2 separate regions of the Mus musculus genome follow, and region 1 is linked to region 2. Evidence: chromatin loops called from intact Hi-C (ENCODE). Cell type or tissue: left cerebral cortex. All regions are shown on one strand. Each heading gives the region's core, and the rest is flanking DNA. Links, peaks and the distances in the headings are about the cores only.

Region 1 (10,617 bases), core at 2,553-7,552, 75 kb after region 2:
ACTGCACACAGTGTGCACAGCTGTATAACAGAATAGACCTAGTGGTTCCATACAGGTTCAAACTTGATGGTCAGTCTCTTTGCGGTACTGAAGATGAGGACTCATACTATACATGGCTACAGAGACCACAGTCAGGATGCTTTAAGTTCTAGTGTCAAGTGGTACTAAACATGTGTTAAAGATAAACATTTCTGTGCACATGAATACCTGTCATGCTGCCTTACATGAATTATATTTAATCCCTATAGATTAGTGATGTTGTCAGCATTGGTCAAAGAAACTTTTTAAAAAGTGGATAGCAGCTAATGCAGAGATTAATAACTGGTAAAAATTGCTGGGAATGATTGGCTGTTCAATCCTCAGCCATGGATGAGACATCTGTATCACTCCTACTAAGCTCAGGAACCAACCTGGGAGGGAGCCTGTGGGAGACTGTAAGAGCTGCAGGATGAGGTGGTGTGTTGTATACTACAGTCTTCCTGGCATCATATGGTTCATGGTACTCTTGAGTTCATAGCAACCTTGATTAGCTGCACTAGACATGAACATGCATCTCGCCAGGCCCCGCCCCTTTCTGAGGCAGTTCATTGTTGCTGGGAAACAAAGTGACATTTTCTTCACTGGTACAGCCACTGGTTAAGGGTCTCCTACGGGTGCCTGTTTATCTATAATTTATCCTTCATCCTGGGTCAGGTAAGCAATCTTATCAAACTAATTGAGTAATCAACAACAAAACCAGAACCAAGACAAAATGAAAATGCGTGAAAACAGAGAGGGAGACTGTTCAGGAAGAGAAGGGATAAACAGGCGTGGGAGGGAGCCAGGAGAGAATAACTGAAAGGGGATTATTATATAATATTGTATACCAATATGAAAATTTCACAATAATACTCATTTTTATATATGATTAATATATGCCAACAAATCATTTAAAAATCAAAGGTAGACATGTTCATGTAAGCTCTGAGTTATAAAACTCCAGATGTTCACAGCAAAAAGATTTAATTCAGTTTATTCTGTCCTCCCATCTTCTCTTGCCTACCTCCCCTACTTGGCAACATTGTATATCGATGTGTTTATTTGTAAGAAAGTGGAACCTATACATTGAACTCTGTAACCTCACTAAATGCCAGGATTAGGAGACACATTTGAAAGAAAACAAACTTCTAAAGGTCTCTCAGTATCTTAGGGCTGCCTCTGAAACCCACATCTGCAATAGCAGTATAGCTACAGAGGGGCCCACCTAAGTCCCAAATCTTATGAGCAGCAGTTGGGATGATGGGCTTCTTGTCAGACTGCTTGTCTAAAGCACACAAGGGAATTACTATTTTTTTAAATCAAAGCCCTCGATCAATTTTTCTCCAATTGTTTCATGGGCTACATCTGACCCAAAGCACATGCGATGGCAGGCTGAGATGACATGTGCCTACTGGTTACAGAAAACCAAAGAAAATAGAACACACTCAACCAGACATATATCAAGGCAGGCAAGGATGAATGTTGCTCTCTGTAAAAATAATTTCAAAGGTTTTCTCCAACAAAGTTGTTGATGGACGAAAGCAGGGAAAGCATTCTTTCTTCTTACACCATTTCCCTTGGGACAGAGTGAAGCTATATGCGATGTTTAGTAGTAACCGTCAGCATGATAGAATCCAAAATCCCATGGAAGAAGAGCTTCTGGACTTGTTTATCTGGGAAGTGGTCTTGATTAAGTTGACTAATGTGGGTGGCACCATTCCCTAGGCACAGGGTCCTGAACTGTATAAGAATGGATAAAGAGAGTTGAGCACCCTGTATTTATATTTATTGTTCCCTTCTTCTGAATGTGGATGTAATAAGACCAACTGCCTCATGATCCTTCTGTCTTGACCACCTACCATGATGAAATGAACCCTTTTTTTCCCTTGCATTGCTTTGTCAAAGCATATTTTAATCATGACAACTGTAAAAGAAATCAGTGTGTTGCTATTAGAAAATATGGGTAGATATTGCTCCAAGGCATGGCAGGATATGTCAGTCTTCCTGTAGAGAGATGATATCCACAGGGCATGAAGTCTCAGGACTTCGGGACCAGCGCCAAGAAGGATGGGCTGAGCTGTCAGGTATTTGTATATTTTCTCTCAGCTCCAAACTCAGCATAATGCTATGGGTCCAGATCTCCAAACTGCTTTACCAGGAATGCTTTGCCAGCTAGATGAGGAGAAGCCTGGGCATTTGGGAAGCACAAGTTCAGAATGTAGGAGCAGGTGAATAGAAACTTCACAGCTCCCGTCTGTTTGTGGTGTATAGCAGACAGCAGCATCTCCACAGCAGTACCCCAGTGGGGCCACTTTGTACCAGAAGCAGCTACTGTTTCTGCTTTTAGATTCTGCTGACACCTCCAGAACCAGTTCCCCTTGTCCCTCTAAGGAGCCAGTACCAAGGATTGGGTCCTCGAGCACCGAGGTAGAGATGCCAATGGAGCTGATTTTTCTGCCAGGGAAAAGATCATGGAGATTAGAAAGCTGAAAGTCAGCCTTGTCTGAATCTATATAAACATTCACTTCATGTCCCAGGGTCTGGTGTCTTGCTAATCAACGCTCTAACCACCACACTAAATACTTGAAGCTCTGGATGTAGCTACAGTTCTGTCACCTCTCCTGCTTCCATAACATTTCCAAAACTCAGTTCTATAACTGTAAGAAAAAAAGAAAGAAAGAAAAGGGAACATCCTTTCATCTTGTAGGATGAATTTTTTTAAAGGTGTATGTTGTTACTGTTGTTGTTTTTTAAAGTTATTCTGGGGTTCTGCTTCTCTTTCTCTGAGCTTCCCAGCCTTTCAGTCCTGGAGCCCCGTTGCCACCATTCTTACCGCCATAGGCAAAGCCTGCAGGGACATTTTTGTACAAAGCACTTGTTTCTTTCAGCATTTCTCTGTGCCATTCATGGTAGAGATTGTTCCGTGTCTTTTCCCGAATGTCTGGTTCCATCCAATAGGATGATCATGAGACAGAACAAGAGATGCATATACTTCTGCCAAGGATGGTTGTTTGTGAAGTGAAGTCGGCTTGTTGTTCCAAAGCATTATCTTGGTCACTGGAGGGAATGCTGTGTTAGTAAGGTTACAAACATATAGAACAAGTACGTTGTGAAGCTCATTATGTGTTAATTGGGCTAATCAATATGTGCTAATAAAGCTTCAGAAACTAAAAGTACTTCCAGATTCAGGGTTAAAAAAAAAAAAAAAAAAAAAAAAAAGGTTATAAACAGATGTGGACCCAAACTGATTTTACAGTAGTTCCAGAAAAGTGTGAGTTGGTTACTTCTGCAGTTCCTGAATATGGTAACTAGAGTGAATCTAGTTAGCCACTGCCAGCATTATCACAGATCTTTCTGTTATTTGGAGACAGAAACACTAAGGCAGAGATGAAAAGAAGCTCTTGAAATACCTCCTCCCCTACTCTCAAAGTGGATCACCTTAGTACCCAGAAAGTAGAGCCAAAATTAAGAAAAAAAAAAAAAAACAAACTGAGATGCTCTGCTGCCATTTTGGAGTCTTGTTACAATGAAGGAAAAAACATATGGGTGGCAGGCACATTGGTCTCAGTTACTGAGAGAAATTGGATGGCTATTGTACAATGATCTCAGAGAAAAGGGGATTTGGATATACTTAGCTTTTCAGTGGGGATACCTCTTGGTATTGTATTGGCAGATATTGCTCCCTGTCTTTTCCCAAACGTCTGGGTAATCAAATAATCCTATGTCCAATAATCAAAATTAATGCAACTGTGAGAAACAAAGCCTAGATGACAGAATATTTGGAGCCTTTGAGAATTAAAATTTAGACCACCCTGTCTAAGGACAAAGGGAAAATAAAACATAACACATAGTTCCAGTCTTTACAAAGGGAGATGCTGGCGAGGAAGGAGGAGACAGAATGAGAACCACTAGGCAAGACCTAACCCTCATCCCTGCTAAGGTTTAAATGCAGCACAAATACGCATGTGCACCATGCACAACTTATTCTTTCCTTACTTCCCATACTTCTCTTTTGTGTGTGCTATGGTCAGTTTTAAAATTTAACGTGTTCTTTGGGATCTATGATGTTCTCGTCCTACTAAAGATAAACTAATAGTAATGACTCTCGGAGATGGATGGCATGCAGAATCATTGGGAGATAGGCCCCATTTTATAAAAGATGGCAAGACAATTGCTGCGAGCATGATTAGTTCTTACTAGGAGTAAAATACTTACTGTTGGGAAAGGAGAACTCAAACACACATATGTGTAATTCATACAGCTTAGCTTCCTATACCCAAATCCAGGGTCTCAATTCTACTCTTCGATGATTTGGTCAGGGTTTACCATCAAATTATTCAACCTGCTAAATCAACTAATTTTTCAACTAGATTAGATTGTTTCAAAAGGATATACTTAAGGGAGGCTAGAAACCCTGCATGGGGGAGGGGGTTGACATATTCTTCTTTCCACTTGGTAGATATCTATAGACATCGACACAACAGCAACTGTTCCACGGAAGAGCAAAACTCCCTCCTAGATTTGTCTCTTCCTTCAGCCTCTAGATTTGGAACCAAGATAAATAACTTCCTCGTGTTCTTGGAGTGGTCTAAACCTCAGATCCAAGAATTTTCACCAGAGAGCCCCCAGGCTCTCCCATTTGTGCCCTGACACCAAGAGGTGGTTGGGCCTCGGCCTTACCATCTGGTTCCTTGTTGCTTTGGGTTTTCCTTTTCATGTTCTAAAACTACACAACCATTCCCTATCTTAAGATCCCTGTGTGAAAAGCCACTGGGCTTTCTCTTCTCCAACTGAGAATGGAACACAAGAGGATTCAAACTTGAGAGTTCCACATACCACCCTAAGTACTATGCGGTAAAAAGGCTACGCCTGGGGTCAACAACAGTGGGCATTAAGTCAGAATCTGGGTTTTGAAGTGTAAGAAAATGAAGAAGTACAAGATAACTCCATTTATTTTTCTGGTGGATGGACACGAAAGGGTGCATTCATGGGTGTGGATGTGAGGTATGTCAAATGGCTATGTTTGGGGAACATACAAGCCTAAATTATCACATAAGCAACTTGCCTTGTATGTAAGAAGATGGTAATGGGCTAAAAGTGAAGATTTGAGACTGAGCTTCAGATAAATCTATTTAACTCTAACACAGCATGAGACAATGAGACAGAAAAGGCTAGAGAGGACACAGATGGGGCCAAGGAACAACATCAAAGAAGAGCTATTTTTAGGAGCCAGGAGGATGGTGTGTGTGTGTGTGTGTGTGTGTGTGTGTGTGTGTGTGTGTGTAACAAAGAAGAATCTGTCAAAAAGAAGGAAATTTCAAGAATGAGTCTCAATACTGGCTGCAAGGCAGAGGAGTGTAGGAAGTGGGTCCTGGAGGAACAAAGGGCCATCTCTGTCAATGCCTCCAAGGGCTGCTCAGCTTGCACCAAGTACAGTGATTATAGAGTGAGTAACTCTCCAAAAATACCATCTTCTAAACTGCCAGCTGTCCTGTGGGAATGGGACACGTCATCTCTAGTTCTGACTTAATAAGGACACCAACAGTCTGCAAGCAGAAATAGGAAGCACGCTGCCAAAATCGTGCCACACATCGCTAAGCCCAGCAGTCAAGATGGCCCATGCAAGCTTCATGCTTCAGACCCAGTGCTCTGGGAAAGGCTGCAGGAGGCCCTTCCCTCAGCACCTCAGCTCAGAAGCAGGTGAGCAGCTTGGCTGCTCCTACGGAGCATAGCTTCGCATCTATCCTCTCTTCACCACTTCTTCTTCTTCTTCTTCTTCTTCTTCTTCTTCTTCTTCTTCTTCTTCTTCTTCTTCTTCTTCTTCTTCTTCTTCTTCTTCTTCTTCTCCTCCTCCTCCTCCTCCTCCTCCTCTTCCTTTTTTTCTTCTCTTCCTCCTCTTCCTCCTCTTCCTCCTCTTCCTCCTCTTCCTCCTCTTCCTCCTCCTCCTCCTCCTCCTCCTCTTCCTCCTCTTCCTCCTCTTCCTCCTCCTCCTCCTCCTCCTCCTCCTCCTCCTCCTCCTCCTCCTCCTCTTCTTCTTCTTCTTCTTCTTCTTTTTGGTTTTTCGAGACAGGGTTTCTCTTTAGAGTCCTGGCTGTCCTGGAACTCACTTTGTAGACCAGGCTGGCCTCGAACTCCACCCACCTCTGCCTCCCGAGTGCTGAGATTAAAGGTGTGCGCCACCACCGCCCAGCCTCTCTTCACTTCTTGCTGGCACGGTACGCAGATGTACTTGGCTGCAACATGGAAATATTATCATAGGTTCCGTAGCTAGCAACAATATTTTTTCCTACAAAAGGCTTAAGATGAAGTGATTATCACAATTTCAGTGTCAGGGATTCTTCTAGTGAGAGTTGGAAGATAGGATTAGGAAACAATTAAGAGGCATCTGCGGAAAACGGCTAGCATCCATTTTGCTCTGCTCCTCTCATTTAACCATGCATGTACACAGCTCACCATTAGACACATGAAAGTCAGAGTCATTATAGAATGCCTTTTCTACTTCCACCTGGAGACCATGGTCAAGGCTTATGATGATCAGATGATCGAGCTGAGATTGGTGACATATGTTCATAATCCCAGCACTCAGAAGTGGAGACACAAAGATAGCCAGTGTGAAGACTGCCTGAGGGAGAGTGAGTCTACAAACAGACACACGACTCATATGTTCACATACATGGTGGGGGAGGAGATGGAGGAAGAAGGAGATGGAGAGGGAAGAGATGGAGAGGGATGAGACAGAGAGAGACACACAGAGAATATCAAATGACCGAGTGGAATAGAATGGGTGTTCATTCCAATCTCTCAAGAGAGAATACAGAGCAAGCAGTCTATGTAGCTACTGAATGAAGGTATGACTGAATGTAGTACACAGTAGCCAGGAGGCATGCCATGTGTGATGTGATGTGATGTGATGTGATGTGATGTGATGTGATGTGATGTGATGTGATGTGATGTACATACATCCTAAGTGTATGTCTCTTTTACAGTTAGAGAATGATTTGCTGTATTTAAATCCTGGAGAGCGCTTTCAGAGGCAACACCCACTAGAGGGTCTTGCGAGAAGCAGATGCCTTGTTGCTAGAAGTGCTTCTCCTGTGAGCATCCACAGAGGCAGGGCTGTCCATCTGCCACCCCTCCCTCGTCCCACCATACTTCGTAAAGATGGAAATAAACTGATTAACATAGCATATGTCTAAATGCACAATAAGAGACAGTGGTAGACACAGCAGCTCTGCCAGACACTTATCTTCTATACAGAAGCAAACCCCATGGCATGGGCTTCTTGTCCTCATTCTGTGATGGGAGGCAGCACAGTGAAGAGAGCTGCCTGTGCGTGGGCTGCAGGGGTGTCTCCGCAGCATTGGATGACTCCCGAGTGATGACACCAAGATTCTTGCTCAGGGCCATGCATGAAGAACGACAAATGGCTTTAGAACTCATGGAATGCAGTCCATGGGTTACCATAACCACATGGGTGTGCCTCAGTGTAGCATGACCTGGAGGACTGTGCTCTTATGGAGTTCTGCTCTGCTTGCTACCATCACATCCCTCTTAATCTAAGGACTATATGAAAACTTTAAGGGGGCTTCAAGTCACTCACTGGACAGTACTTCTGGCATTCACCATGCTCATGCTTGGTTTCTTTCAGGCATCTCTCCTGGAGCAGTTTAATGATTCTATTACCACCCTAGAGAAGAACTTAGAGACATAGATTACCAAAAATGACTACCACCCTTAGAAAATGTTTGGGAAAATAAAGTTAGGGAACCAAGGTTGAGGTGTTTTTACTACTGTCTTTGATGTAGAAAATCTTAGGATACAACCTGAAGTTAAAAAAGGCACACTCTTATTAGTTAAACTCGGGAACTTTTGTTGTTCAGAGAACAAAACAATGGCAGCCCTGGCTGACGTGATTCTCACTGAGGCTGGGCTGCTGCTGATTGATTTCTTACACCCATATTTGCCCTCACCTTCCTGATATGATTCATAGAGAAATGATGATGAATAGATATGCAATTTGAGGACTTAAGGTAGATATGACTGATTTTTAGGTAAAAGTTAAGATTCTTACAAGATTACTTTTAAAGATAAACAATAAAATGCTGCCTTCCAGTAAGAGAAACTGGCTGAGAAAACTCCCTTGCTTGCTTACACTTTGTTAATCCACAACGAGTTGCTTAATTATGAATTTATATGGGTTTTTCAGAATAATTTGTTTTCTTTACTTGTAGTATGTAATGTTATATCTTATAAAGTTATTGAAAAACATTATTTTTTCATAATAATTCACTAGAAGAAAACTAAACTATAATCACATTGCAATTGTGTACTGCTTGAAAGATTTTGCTTGGACATATAAACTATAGAAGAAAGATCAAAGTAGGGTAATAGTATATATAGTATGGTATGGTATGATATGGTATGGTATAGTATGGTATAGTGTGGTGTGGTGTGGTGTAGTGTGGTGTGGTGTGGTTGTCTTTCCCATCCATCAACTATGTATGTATACACAAAGTTTGTGCAAATGGAGGTTGGAACATTGTGCCTTCCATGTATCAACTGTGTATATTTATGTATGCATGTGTGGAATACTTAAGAGCTGCTTGTAGGAGCTTTGCTCTAACCATTCTACATGTGACTATGTATGTCTGTCTGTAGGCCTGTATACATGTATGTATATATGTGTGTGTATGAAGTTATTGAACTCTGTCTTTTGTTTCATCCAGTGTTTGTGTATGTGTGTGTGTGCACGTGTGAGTGTGCATGTGCATATGCTTGCACATGTGCACACTTTATGGGGTTTATGAATTTTCTCTCTTTCCTTCTCTTTCTCACCAGTTCCAAGGAGTTAAAAGAGTTCATAGTTTTTCCACTAGTCACAAAGAGTGCAGCCCCAGTAAATTAAGCTTTGTTCCCTCAGGAAAAAAAAAAGTCTGCTGAGTAATTTCTCTAATCGCTGGCTGCCTTTGAAAAGCAGCAGCCCCTGTAGGTATCTTGATCCACCCTGTCAGTGGCTCTAAGCACTGAACCTTAACAGCTGCCTGCCTCAGTTTACCTGCCACATGAATGCTAAAGCCAGAGTCATTGGCAGATTCTGCAAGACAGGCTGGTCCTCAAAGGTTCTCAGCCATCAACTGCAAAAATTAGGTCTGATTGGTTTGGGGTGACCTTACAGTGTTTCTTCACTTAAATTATCTGTATGCTGTAAAGGATTAAATTATTTGACCAATGTTGCCATGTCCGTTTTGGAACGGCAAAGACATATCTTCACAGGGCTTTCCTCACCAGAGGATCATCTGGACATCTTAAGTTGTGTTTCTTCAGCATTCTCTTCAGCTTTAATCTCTAGCTGGCAAATGTGTTTTTTCTAGGCTTTAGTATCATATCAACCCTGGGCCTTCTGCAGATGAGTCAGAAATTGCCTCTCTCCTTTGTCTCAAGATCTGTTTAACCTGTTCATATTCCCTTTTATCCTAACCCGTCTTCCTGGTTTCTTTCTGTGAAGTGTGAGCATTTCTTAATCTAGTGTTTCCCCCCATTTTACATTTTTTAACGTGAACCACACGTCACCCTGACTCAGTTATATGCTGACCACCACTAAGACACGTTTAGACACAATGCATTTAAGTACTGAAATCAAAGCCTTTATGTGCTTTGCATCAGGATGGGTGACATGCTCAACGCTCAGCTCTCAGTTACTTTCCTGTCTCCATCATCCGTTTCTAGCACTGACCCAATGGACTCTTGCTTAAGGTCTGAAGGAATTGTGGACATACATTGAAATAACAGTCAGATGGTATCAGTGTGCCATGCACCAAAATCAACTGTACAGTGTCGCTCTGTAGCGAAGGCAAGGCACACTGCCGCCCTTTGACTACCTGCCTAGTGAGGTTACTGTGACTGACTCCTCTCAGAGCCATGCTGCATAAAGCCACTGCCTAGCCTGTGTCGATCTGCAGGTCAACTTTTACTATTAAAATATGACCTGTTTCACTACTTCCTAGCAAAGACGAGTGCAGGCATGGGATATATGAGTTTACAAATGCAAATGGAAGTTAATTTAAAGACCAGATGCTCTAAAAGTCTATAGGTACACTGTGATGGTTAATGTTGTTTGCCAACTTTACAGAAGTGGACTGGGAAGGAAGTATTAAGATAAAGTGCAGATTGTTAGTTAGTGGAGAGTCCAGGGGAGACTTGCACACTTAAATTTTTACGTGGAAATGATAGCATTCTTGACTTTGAACAAAGCACAATATTTTAGAAAATATATTTCCAAGGGCAGAAGGCAAACCCTTCAGCAATTTCAGTTGCTTGGATTCCAATGTACCCTAATGGACTGCATGGACACTGATGTACCCTGATGGGCCCCAATGGACCCCAATGGACCCCATGGATGCCGATGGATCCCAATGGATCCTGATGGACCCCAGTGGACCCTGATGGATCACAGTAGACCCTGATGGACCCTATGGACACCGGTGGACCCTGATGGAGCCCGATGGAGCCCGATGGAGCCTGATGGACCCTGATCCCATTGTCTCCATAGCATCTTCACTACACATACACACTTTCATTGCCAACAGTGAAAGGGTATTA
Region 2 (10,617 bases), core at 3,740-8,739:
ACATATATAGCAACCAAGTGCCTCATAGTAGGAAGCATACTTCTCAGAAGCCATCCAAACACTGTATATATTTAGGGACACAGTAGAATATAGACATTTAAAGAGAACCATTTTAACTTTGTCTGAAAAGCCACACTGCTATTATTCATTTCTCTGTGTGTGACAAAGAATTTATTAAACTTGAGATGACACGGTAGAATGCAGCATAGCAAGTGGCCATGTTGAAACAGTGAGAAGGAAGAGGTTTACCCCAGTGCGATAAGCTCCACAGCATTCCTTCCTTCCTCCTAAGAGCTTGGTGACAGCAACAGTAACAATGGTATCCACAGGCATGCTAACATTCAGATGTCAGGCAAGAAATCAGAGTGATTGCAAGAATGTCAGCATCCCTGGGAGTCATTTTATGTCGAGACACATGTCTATAGGGAAAACTTGCCACTACATTCCAAGAAATGAAATATACTTTCCAAATGTAGCTGAAATGAAAAGGAAGAGATAATAAAAACGAAATCAGAGTGGAAATCACTAATGAAAAACCAGGCTTAATGGCCAAGACTTCTGCTGGCTTTCTGAGCCGACACTAATAGGTGCCACTTAAACTGTGGATGGCAGAGTCATCAATTAAGTTTTATAGCAGAGCTGAGTGAGGAATCAATCAGCAAAATATTAGTGATCCATCTGCTCATCACAACAAATTCTGGCAGACAACATTATTACCTTAATGATATAATAGTGGAAGGGGGATGGGAAGAGAAGGGAATGGTTTAGCACCTCCCAGAGGCACGCAAGATGGTCCAAATCAATTTGGATTTACAGCTATCTAGAGTTCTCTATAATAACCTCATTCCACAAACACTAAATTTTGAATACCTTAAAAAAACAGACCCAATATCTATCTGGAAGTACCAGGTGCTCTATTTATGTGTCACTCTGACATAGCTGAGTGAAAGGCTTTTTCACACACAGCCCCAGTGCAGAAATCGGAGCTGCGGATGCCTTTTCAGATCTCACTGGGGAGTATTTATAAGATGCCACACACTTCGGCAAGATGCTAAAATGAAAAATGAAGTTCAACTGAAAAAAATTACAAAGGGAAATGAGGCGTAACTGGATTGTCTAAGACCAAAAAGTTGAGTTTGTTTTGAAGAGAAGGAGGAAGCTAGAATGGTAAAGTTTTACTTTGAAAATTCCAGTAAATTCTTGAGAGTTTCACAATTCTGTAAATAAGAGAAAAATACACATGAGAAAACACACTTGACAGTTCTGTGTTCAGGATAGCTGCTTTTCATTCCACCCCAGCCTGTATCCTCCTCTGCCTGCGTCTGCCCCAGGAGGCTTGCCTATAAGAACTACACCAGCCCTGGTTGGCTTGAGCTGTTGGGGTACCTGTCAGAGAGAATCAAGTACCTTTAGACACTGGCTTCCCAGCCTTGCCTGAGAAGTGGATGCTGAAGCCAAGAGCATACTCTTCAATATTGATGAGCAAAAACAAAACAACAAAACACAACAACAACAAGAACAAGAACAACAACAACAACAACACAACACAACCCTAACATCTCTCAGCAAATGGCAGTTTTAACAGGAATCTGAACAAAGCCGGGCTTAATGAATAGCAAAAAGTATCACACTTGCTTACTCCCCTCTGTCTACCCTGGATTTCAAATAAAATTCTGCACAAGACATCCTACAGTTTAACATAGAAGGAAACATACAATGGGAAATCAAGCAGGGAAAGAAAAATAAATCCTAAGAGCACATGAGAAAAAGACACCCTGGACACCATCACTGGAAATAAAGAAGTTGGCATCGCATCAGCAATTGTACCAAGACAGTCCTGTATCACTGCATCTGGATGTGGTAATAGCAAGGAAGGCACGGGAGAAGCCTGGATCATGATGCTGTTTCTATAGGTTTGCGACCAAAGCAAGCCAGGCAGGAAGGCTACAGAGAGGTCAGAAGCTCTCCAGCCCACACTGCAACCTGGAAAAGGCTTGGGAATTTGGAAATCAACATGAGAGAGAACAGAAATCCGAGTCACTTACCCGGGGAACACTATCCAGAAAGGTCACGGTCCAGAGGAAATGATTCTTTTTTCTAGAAATTTCAGCCACGTGAAATCCTTGCTGCTACCCGAAACACTATTCTTAAATAATTTAAGGCAGCTGAGGAGAGGAAATGATTTCAGTTTCCACAGAAAAGAGCTGCTGTAGCAGGGTACAAGAACGGGTACAGGCTGAAGCTGGGGCTTAAGTGCTTGTTACACACATTGGAGATGCAAGTCGGTCTGTGCGCGCATTCTAGATTTTAACAAGGTGGACCTAAGGAATGACGCTCATAAATATAATGTCTGTGTGCTAATAATAATCCTCTTATGGTACTGTTATTGAAGATAAGGAGGGTTGACAAAATTCCGTTATGTGCTTCATCAGATTAGATTTTTATCTGTGAATTGTACCAGTCTGGAGTGTGCAGCCTTTTGACACTGGGGTGTGATGCTGTCATCTGGAAGTTTGTTGGGCTGCATTTGCCACTATCCATGTATGCATGTGGTGGCACACACAGGCTGAACTTGCCTGGTTGATATAATTTACATCAACAATTTCCATACTAGCCCAAAGCCCCACCTACATGACATCTGGTGTGTGTCCTTTCAGAGTCCTGTGGTCTGAACATGATCCTTATTTTCTGTTTATGACTATGAAGTTTCCTGTGGGGTACAAGTCCAAGATTGTGAGCAAGTAGGAGTTTGATATTTTCTCACAAGGGGCAAAACACCATGATGCAACACTACAACTGTGACCATGTAGCTGAGGGCGTCCGGCTCTGATTCCTCTCTCTCCCTACTCATTCCTTTTTCCTTTCTTCCCCTTTTCCTTCTCTAAGTCATCACACTCCCAGCCAGAGTTTCATTACACAGCCCAGGCTACTCTTGACCGCATAGTGAGTGTCCTATCTCAGCCTCCTGAGTGCTGGGATTACAAGCATATCTTACCATCTTATCAGTTTCTCTCTCTCTCTCTCTCTTTATGAGTAAATGTCTTCTAGGAAGATGATTACCTTTTCCCAGTATCCTGTTTTAATAAATGAGTTATGAGGTTGCCATCCACGGATGATCCCTGCCCAGGTCTGTTATTCATGGGACAACTGGCAAAATGAGATTTTTCCAAATACATCTTTCTTTCTATGTCTGGAATTATACAAAGAGCGAGACACCTTTTAACCATTTTATACACTTAATAGGTCATATTGGTGTGGATACATGGATTCCTATTTTCATCAGGGTAATTGTAATTATATGCCACTATATATTTGTATAAATATGTATTTTGGTGCTAGATCCAGAATCTTGGGGGTAAGTCTACTTTCCCTGCCATTATCCCACAATCTACCATTCCTCTGAGAAGCTCTGGTGTTTTCAGTGGTGAGATTCTCAGAAAACCAAGACAAAGCCAAGTCCTGCCCAGATGAGTGCTCGGGCTACACAGCCTGCAGGGACGCCATTGATGCCAGGATGTCAGAACCAGGAAACACATTACTCAGGAAAATGTCTATCTCTATGGCAACCTAGGTTCATGGGAGAATTAGGATTCAATAAACCACCAAAGCACATCTTTAGACATCTGCCCTTAAGTCTCAGGAGAGAAATCTAGCTCTAATCATTCACAGTGCTTTTTATTTTTTTCTCTTAGAAATTTAGAAGATTTAGAGTGAAAAGAGCTACAGAGTCAATTATCCAGTCGTGGAACCCTCTCCCTTGCCCCACCAACAATAGATAAATCCACTTTTATATTTACTAAGATTGTATCCTAGTGGGATATCATAATGAAGTCTGTCTTTGATATCGTTTGGTCCCTGGCAATGTTGTTCAACTGAATACCATGGTATATATGTTTATATTTATCATTTATTTTACCTTTGTGTCTTCTCTGTCTTTCCTGATTTTTATTTCAAAATGGATAAAAAACATTACATTTATAAAGGTCAAACTAAACTAATGGAGGTCCCTGGAGGAGACCACTCTCCTTAGCCAGAGGCTGCCAGCACGGCCTGCTCCCACTGTCTGTCAGCTCTATCCCACACCTTTATCACAGATCCTTCTCGCCTATGACTTACTCTCTCCATGTGTGTTATAAAATCCAGCAGACATATGGTGGCTGACTTGCTTTTCTCTGAGGAGTCTAGCTGCTGCCTAGGAAGAGATGACTTCCTATCCATCTCTAGAAACAGCAAAGTACCTCCCCACCCCCAAGAAGTTGATAAAGAGACCCTGCCCAGCCCACCTGGACCAGATAGCTGGCTGGACCCTGCTGCACACTAAGAGCTGCAGTGGAGAAGAGTGTTACTCCCTCATGTTGCTGTTCTTGTGTCTTGGATTCCAGAGGACTCAGGCTGAGATCTCCTTTAGGCATATTTAAACACTGAGGTCACACTCCAAAGTGACTCGGTCTACTTTGAGCCATTCCTATTGATGTTCCATCCACAACCCTCTACCCTTCTCCACAGTTAGATAGTACTGACAAATGCATGAAGCCCCTCCCCACCCCTGTCCCGTCCCCACCCCCTGTCAGGACACTGTTCTAAGCAGAGACAACGGAATAAAAAGGGACTGAGCAGGCAACATGTGGCTTGTAGGATGCAATGGCTCAGTGCTTAAAATGTATGCCGTGTACGCAGCAAGTATGTGGGCCAAAGGTCAGATCTCTACAACTGATGTAAATCCCGGATGGGTATAATAGCCCATGCTTGGAAGGTGGGGACAGCCAAACTGTTGGTGAGCTCTGGGTTCAGTTGAAAGACACTGCCTCAAAGAACAGTGTGGAGAGTACCTGAGTGACTCAGAAGGTCAGTATGTAGCCTTCCACAGGCAAGCATGTGCACAGGTGCTCCATAAACACCTAAACACACACACACACACACACACACACACACACACACACACACCCCACCCATGAAAAAAAAAACAAAAGGGGAGGGAACGAGCATTTCCTCCTTGAGCATTCACCCATACCTGGTCCTTCAGCGTGTGCTCTAGCTGAATTAAGCTCCTAATAACGTCCTCTTCACTCCCACCCAAGAAGATGAAACCTGATATGGCAGTACAACTTAACAATATGATCTGTAATGGACACATTGGTCACACAAGCTTTTCACTATCTGCATAGTGGCATAGTACAGTTTCTGTCATCTGTCACTATAGCTGCATAGTATAGCATAGTACAGCCATCTGTTGGATGGCTGTTCTCTCTTGAGTTTAGACAATCCCTACTTTCTTGTGGTTAGGTACAATTCCTTTTGTGTAGGTATGATAATACTGTTAGATGGTAACACACTCATATTATTATAGAAAACATACATTTTAAAACAGTACTTTGAGTAAATGTAGCTGGATTTTGAGACTAGGAATTCTTACAGTCAACTCTTCCAGCAAGTGATGGCAGCTGTTCAGTTGTCTAGTGTTCCTTGCTGTGGAGTAGTTAAGATCTTGCCCTTTGTGAGTTCAATATTTTGCAGTTAAAAAAAAATCACCAAATGAGGTAGTGGGGGGAAAATCCCTACACAATAGCTGGACCACCAAACTTTACTCTTTGGAGGGAGGAAAGCTTCGGGATCATAAATCATTCTTTTCCTCTCTCTAGCATGGGGAACAGAAGCTCATATGAAATCAAGAGAGAAACCAATCACAGTGGTGATCACACACACACACACACACACACACACACACACACAGACACCCCCCCCCCCCCACCACGTCAGTTCTGGCCTCCAGAAAGGAGTGGGCTGTCATGGCCTCTGCAAGGGCCAGGAAGAGCACAGCATCCTATTCACTAAGTGATACCTGTAAGCTCCGTCTTTGTGTCTGAAGCCTGCTTTCAGTGCCTTCCTCTTCCCTTTCCCTTACCACCTGTAACTGCTCACCCGGCTACTCTCTGAAATCGAGGTAAATTGACACTCATTCTTCAAGATCGGAGCTGCCATAATTGGAGAGTTATTCGGATATAAAGAGTATAATGTAGAAAGGGCTTTGGGTAAGAGAATAGGGAGCAGGGAGCTTCACACGTCATGACTAAAAGTGTGGATATGTCTATGTGACAATCAATACAGAGGGCCAAGGTCAGAACTCAAAGGTAAAAGGCACTTTCATAAAAAGCCTGTGCTTACACTGGGGGATATTCTATCCTTAGAGATAGAAATCAATTTATTCTAAATTGACTGACAATCGTTTACACAAAACAGAACCTTTGTACAATAGAGCATAAACTGACAAGATAAGCATTCATTCTGAACTAGGGAAATGGAAAAGAACAGCTCAGAACTGCCAAGACAAAGGTCTCCATCTGGCATTTCAAATTTACTGATATTTTATGAAAGTCAGTTTTATGTTATAGGGCAATTTGCTGCCAAAGAAAATAAAAGGTGGGACTAATTCTTATATATAAAAAGAAGTCACTATGTGCCAAAGGGGACACGCCTGCTTCTCTGTGATTCTTCCCTGCTTGCCACAGGCATTGCACACACAGTTCTGACTCAAGTTAACAGGCTTAGCACAATGTACATAAAGCAGAGGGATATATATTATTTTTCTCCATCCCTATTTTACACACAAAGTGGGACTTAACTGGGGCTCACTAACCCACTCCATTGGAAAAAATAGACTCTGTGTAGTAAATCCCAAATTAACCATCTTTATCACCAAATCGTCCTTGTCTTTCCTTCTGTTCTTGGTAGGTTGTTGTGGAATGCTGGCTCTGGCCTTCTGGGACTGTCAGCAACTGTGATTCCTCCAAGGAGGCCTATACAAGACTGAGCTCATTTCCTTTATAGAGTGGGGCAATAGATTCCTGATATTTAGCCCCTCCCCCAAGGATATATGGGCTTTTTATAGTTGATGGGAAGAAGATACTTTTTATGAGTGGTGGATCTGTCCATAAGCTGTCTGTGTTCTTTGAAGCAATTCCTCACCTATGTTCCACTAAATAATCCAAACTTAACTCACCAATTCACCAAGATATGCTTGGTTAAAGTGGAGTTTGCTTGTTTGTTAGTTTGTTTGTGTTGTGGGTGTCTCATCTACGGTGATTAGACATTAATTCAAGTGTTGTCCCAAAATGTCTGTAAAACAGTGAAAGAGAACTTTCTACCGAGCTTCTCTGACTTAGGGCTAACTTTCTTCATCCCCCATCATGAAAAATAAAGAACCCTAGTGTAATGGCTGGTCTCTGGCTCGCTGCTTGGATGAGGTATATGGTTGTGGTGACAATTAGAAGTACAGTATTAGAAATTCACTTATGCCACTTGGAACACTCTCCTCATGACCGGCCCACACTTGCAGGCCACTGAGATGGCAGCCCTACGATGGAGATCATAGCTTATACCTGCTGGTCCACCGAACGCCTTTGTTGGCCTCCAGCCCTGCAGGGGTCACATGGTCCACCTTAGCCCTTACTGGGGACTTAGAGTTTGCTCTCAGACCATGCTAGCAGAACTGTGGTCCTCACTTCTCATTTAAGGGGAGGGGCTCTGCTCACTCTGCTCTCCAGTACAAGGAGTGATTAGAACAACAGTTTTCAAGCTGTGGGTCACTTTCACAGGAGTCTCCTAAGACCATTGGAAAACACAGATATTTACATTACGATTCCTAACTAGCAAAATTGCAAGTATGAAGTAGCTATGGAAACCATGTTACAACTGGGAGTCAGTACAACATGAAGAGGTCCACTTAAAGTGTCGCAGCATTAGGAAGGTTGGGGACTACTGCATAGAGAGATGGGACCTACAGATGTGAATCAAATAAACCAATCTTGGCCACCAAAAATCAATCACAGCCACAAATTTCTTTCAGTAAACTGAAAATGTGAGTCCTACTTATGCCTCCCTTCCAATTTGGCTCAAAAAAAAAAACCCACTATTAAGTACATTATATTTTAAATATTGAAGGTCACAGAATAAAGTGAATCTTCAGGGTCCTATGTGTTTGAACTTCATGGTATTATTTTGTTCATCTTTTCCCCTCACTTTCAGCCTCCAGTTCAAAGCTGGGCCCAGTCCCACGTAATCACAGCAATCAGGAATTAGTGGCAGGAAGCATATGGGCTAGAGTTCAAGTTTACTTCATAGTGAAAACCTGTTGCAAAGCATAAATCAAATGCTAACAGTAATAATGATGTAATTCGGTAGTGGTTTATGATATCTTGGTGTGGAGACATAGTAAGGAGTTATCGCCACATGACAGTTGAGATGTTTTGTGCTATTTTTATGTTCACGATATGAGTTTGAAATTGAGCTTTAAGAACTCCTGGCTATGTAGCATTAGATGTTATAAAACAGGCCTTATTTCTATATCTATAATTAAGGAAAGCAACATTTACCACATAGCAATCCTAACAAATTCATCTCTCATGCTATCAAGTGGACAAGGTGCTCTCTAATCACTGCCATGTCAAATATACTATCTGGAAAACACCAGTTTGGACAAATGATGAAAAAACAAAACAAAACAAAAAATCCTACCCTTTCGTCAATGCCGAACAACTCAAGAATGAGAATCACCAGCACATATTTCAGTGATGCGAGGGTAAAGCTTATTGTGTAGCAGTCAATGGGGTAGTGCTTCATGCCAAGCACAGCCTTGCTCAGCAGACAACCAAGAACACTTGCTTCTGTACTTAATTAATTTGGATTATTTTCTCTACCACAATAAAAGGCCATGTTTGTTGTTTTCTGAAGCTCCACCCATCCTGGCAAGAGCTAAGAGGCCTTTTAAATTGTTGGTTAACCTTTTCAGTCACTGGCCTTACTTTTTCTTTTTTCTTTTCTTTTTTTTTTTTCTTTTCACTAGACAAGTTGTATTCATCTTAAAATAATCCAATACCCAGTGTGGAGAGAGACCATGCAGGGAGGGCCACTGTTGTTCACTGTGCTCTGCTGAGGGAACCGGCTATGTATACGACACACACAGGGCCGTGAGGGAAAGATCTGGAATAGAGCAGAGGCTCTGGTAACTTCCAGAGGGAGGAAGTCAGACTTGAGGCACAGCAGCAAATAGAACACAGATGACAAGAACGAATGCTAGTCTTTGGGAACACGGGTAGAGGCAGACTAATTTAGCCAACCATGAGGAAAGCCATTTTCAACACTATTCGAAGAAATTTTATTATAAAACATTAAAAGTGTGTTTTTTGAAATTATTTCCAGTCCTTAATGGTAAATACACATCTATAATCTTGACAGATGCATAATGAGGCCTGCTTTAATAACACAACATGAATGATTAACAATCACTATGAAACACTAAAAGGTGTAAACTGAGCATTTCAATGATTTATAAACTTGACCAAGTTTTTCTAATTGTCCCAAATATTCCTTGAAGATTAGGAAACTTCTCCCACCCCCCAAGATAATAATAGAAGCCTCCTACTGGGAACTAACCCATACATAAGGTGGGTCAGAACTAATGAGAACACCATGTAGTGACTTCATCTTTAACCCCAATGTAAATATAACAAGGTTAAATGATGTGTTTATGTGATAGCATGTCCCAGGGTTTGCCTCGAAGATATATTTTCATGCCATTTCACACCTTGGCTATACATCACTATACTGAAATACACACTTTTTTTTTTTTGTAAAGCACTGTGTACTTTACAAAAGTCTAGGTGCTGTAGTCATCGATCATAGTTAGAGTATCCAGTAGATTATACAACTTTTTAAAAATGCACTAGCAGGATATTTTCTTTCTGTTGTCAGAACTATGATCATGAGGGCTAAAACTCCATTACACAATATATTTTATAAGAAAAAAAAACTTAGCAGAGATGAACAAGTGGTTTACATCATAAGTGTTAAGTCTTAACCTACATCTCTTCCTTATTATTCTCTTTTCCATTGGCCCTGGATGTCTGGGTCCTTAATAACGAAATAATAAGCACTTTGTTATCTGTACATCCTTAGAATTGCTAGCACTGTGTAAGACATGGGTTCAGGTGCTCAAAGGGCACTTGGAGGGGAAGCGAAGTGTTTCAGCTCTGGTATGCCTCAGTGAAGTCTCATCCCTGAGAGATGGATTGAAAAGCGCCATTCAGAATGAGCCCACGATGTGCAGGTCACTGGGACGACAGACTGTGATGACTCTCCCCAGGACACTTCATGCTTACTGCTCTGACATGTAATCGATCTGCTGAGCAGCGAGAGGACCTAGCTGAAGAGGATTTCTGCAACTTCACAGATCTGGCATGCAGACGGAGACGTGGGGAGTCCCCTGTCCACACCATGTTAACACAATAGACACCAGCAGCTCGTAATCTGTGCTTGCACGCCTGCTAAATTGACAGGACTTCACTGAAACCAGGAAGTCTTTTTTCTCAGGCTCAATCCAATGCTTTAGGCCCCTGTGAGCACATCTACATGTACACAAGGCCTCCATCAGGAGGGGATGGTGGAGAGCCTTGCCCTGTGGAGGGCCATGCATTCTCCATCCATTGGGTGAAGGGTTTGGGGAGGCTTTCGTCCTGCCCTGCTACTTGAAAGCATGAGGTTGTGGCCTGCTTTCCACATGATGTGAACATGGGTGAGACATGGGATCAGTGAGGCCAGAACTACAACCGTTAGTCATAGTAG

Evidence for each region. Hi-C counts contacts between places; a loop is a spot of excess contacts. Peaks named below come from ENCODE experiments on the same cell type or tissue, not always from the same donor. Only the 100,000 strongest peaks of a DNase experiment are listed, where the experiment ranks them.
Region 1: a loop joins it to region 2, with 2.4 times the contacts of the local background. A loop is called at or near these places in 2 of 42 quality-filtered maps.

The regions. Positions count from the first base shown.
Region 1 is chr17:11,380,363-11,390,979 of GRCm38, reverse strand. The region is part of intron 4 of Prkn (parkin RBR E3 ubiquitin protein ligase); the gene reads right to left. Among named protein-coding and RNA genes, the nearest start is that of Gm41526, 250 kb to the right of the region's middle. In left cerebral cortex, for the core only: no CTCF peak of the experiment used is centred there; DNase peaks (open chromatin) are centred at 5,547 and 7,225; H3K27ac peaks cover 2,408 bases.
Region 2 is chr17:11,456,429-11,467,045 of GRCm38, reverse strand. All of the region lies in intron 5 of Prkn (parkin RBR E3 ubiquitin protein ligase), which reads right to left. Among named protein-coding and RNA genes, the nearest start is that of Gm41525, 200 kb to the left of the region's middle. In left cerebral cortex, for the core only: no CTCF peak of the experiment used is centred there; DNase peaks (open chromatin) are centred at 4,122 and 6,613.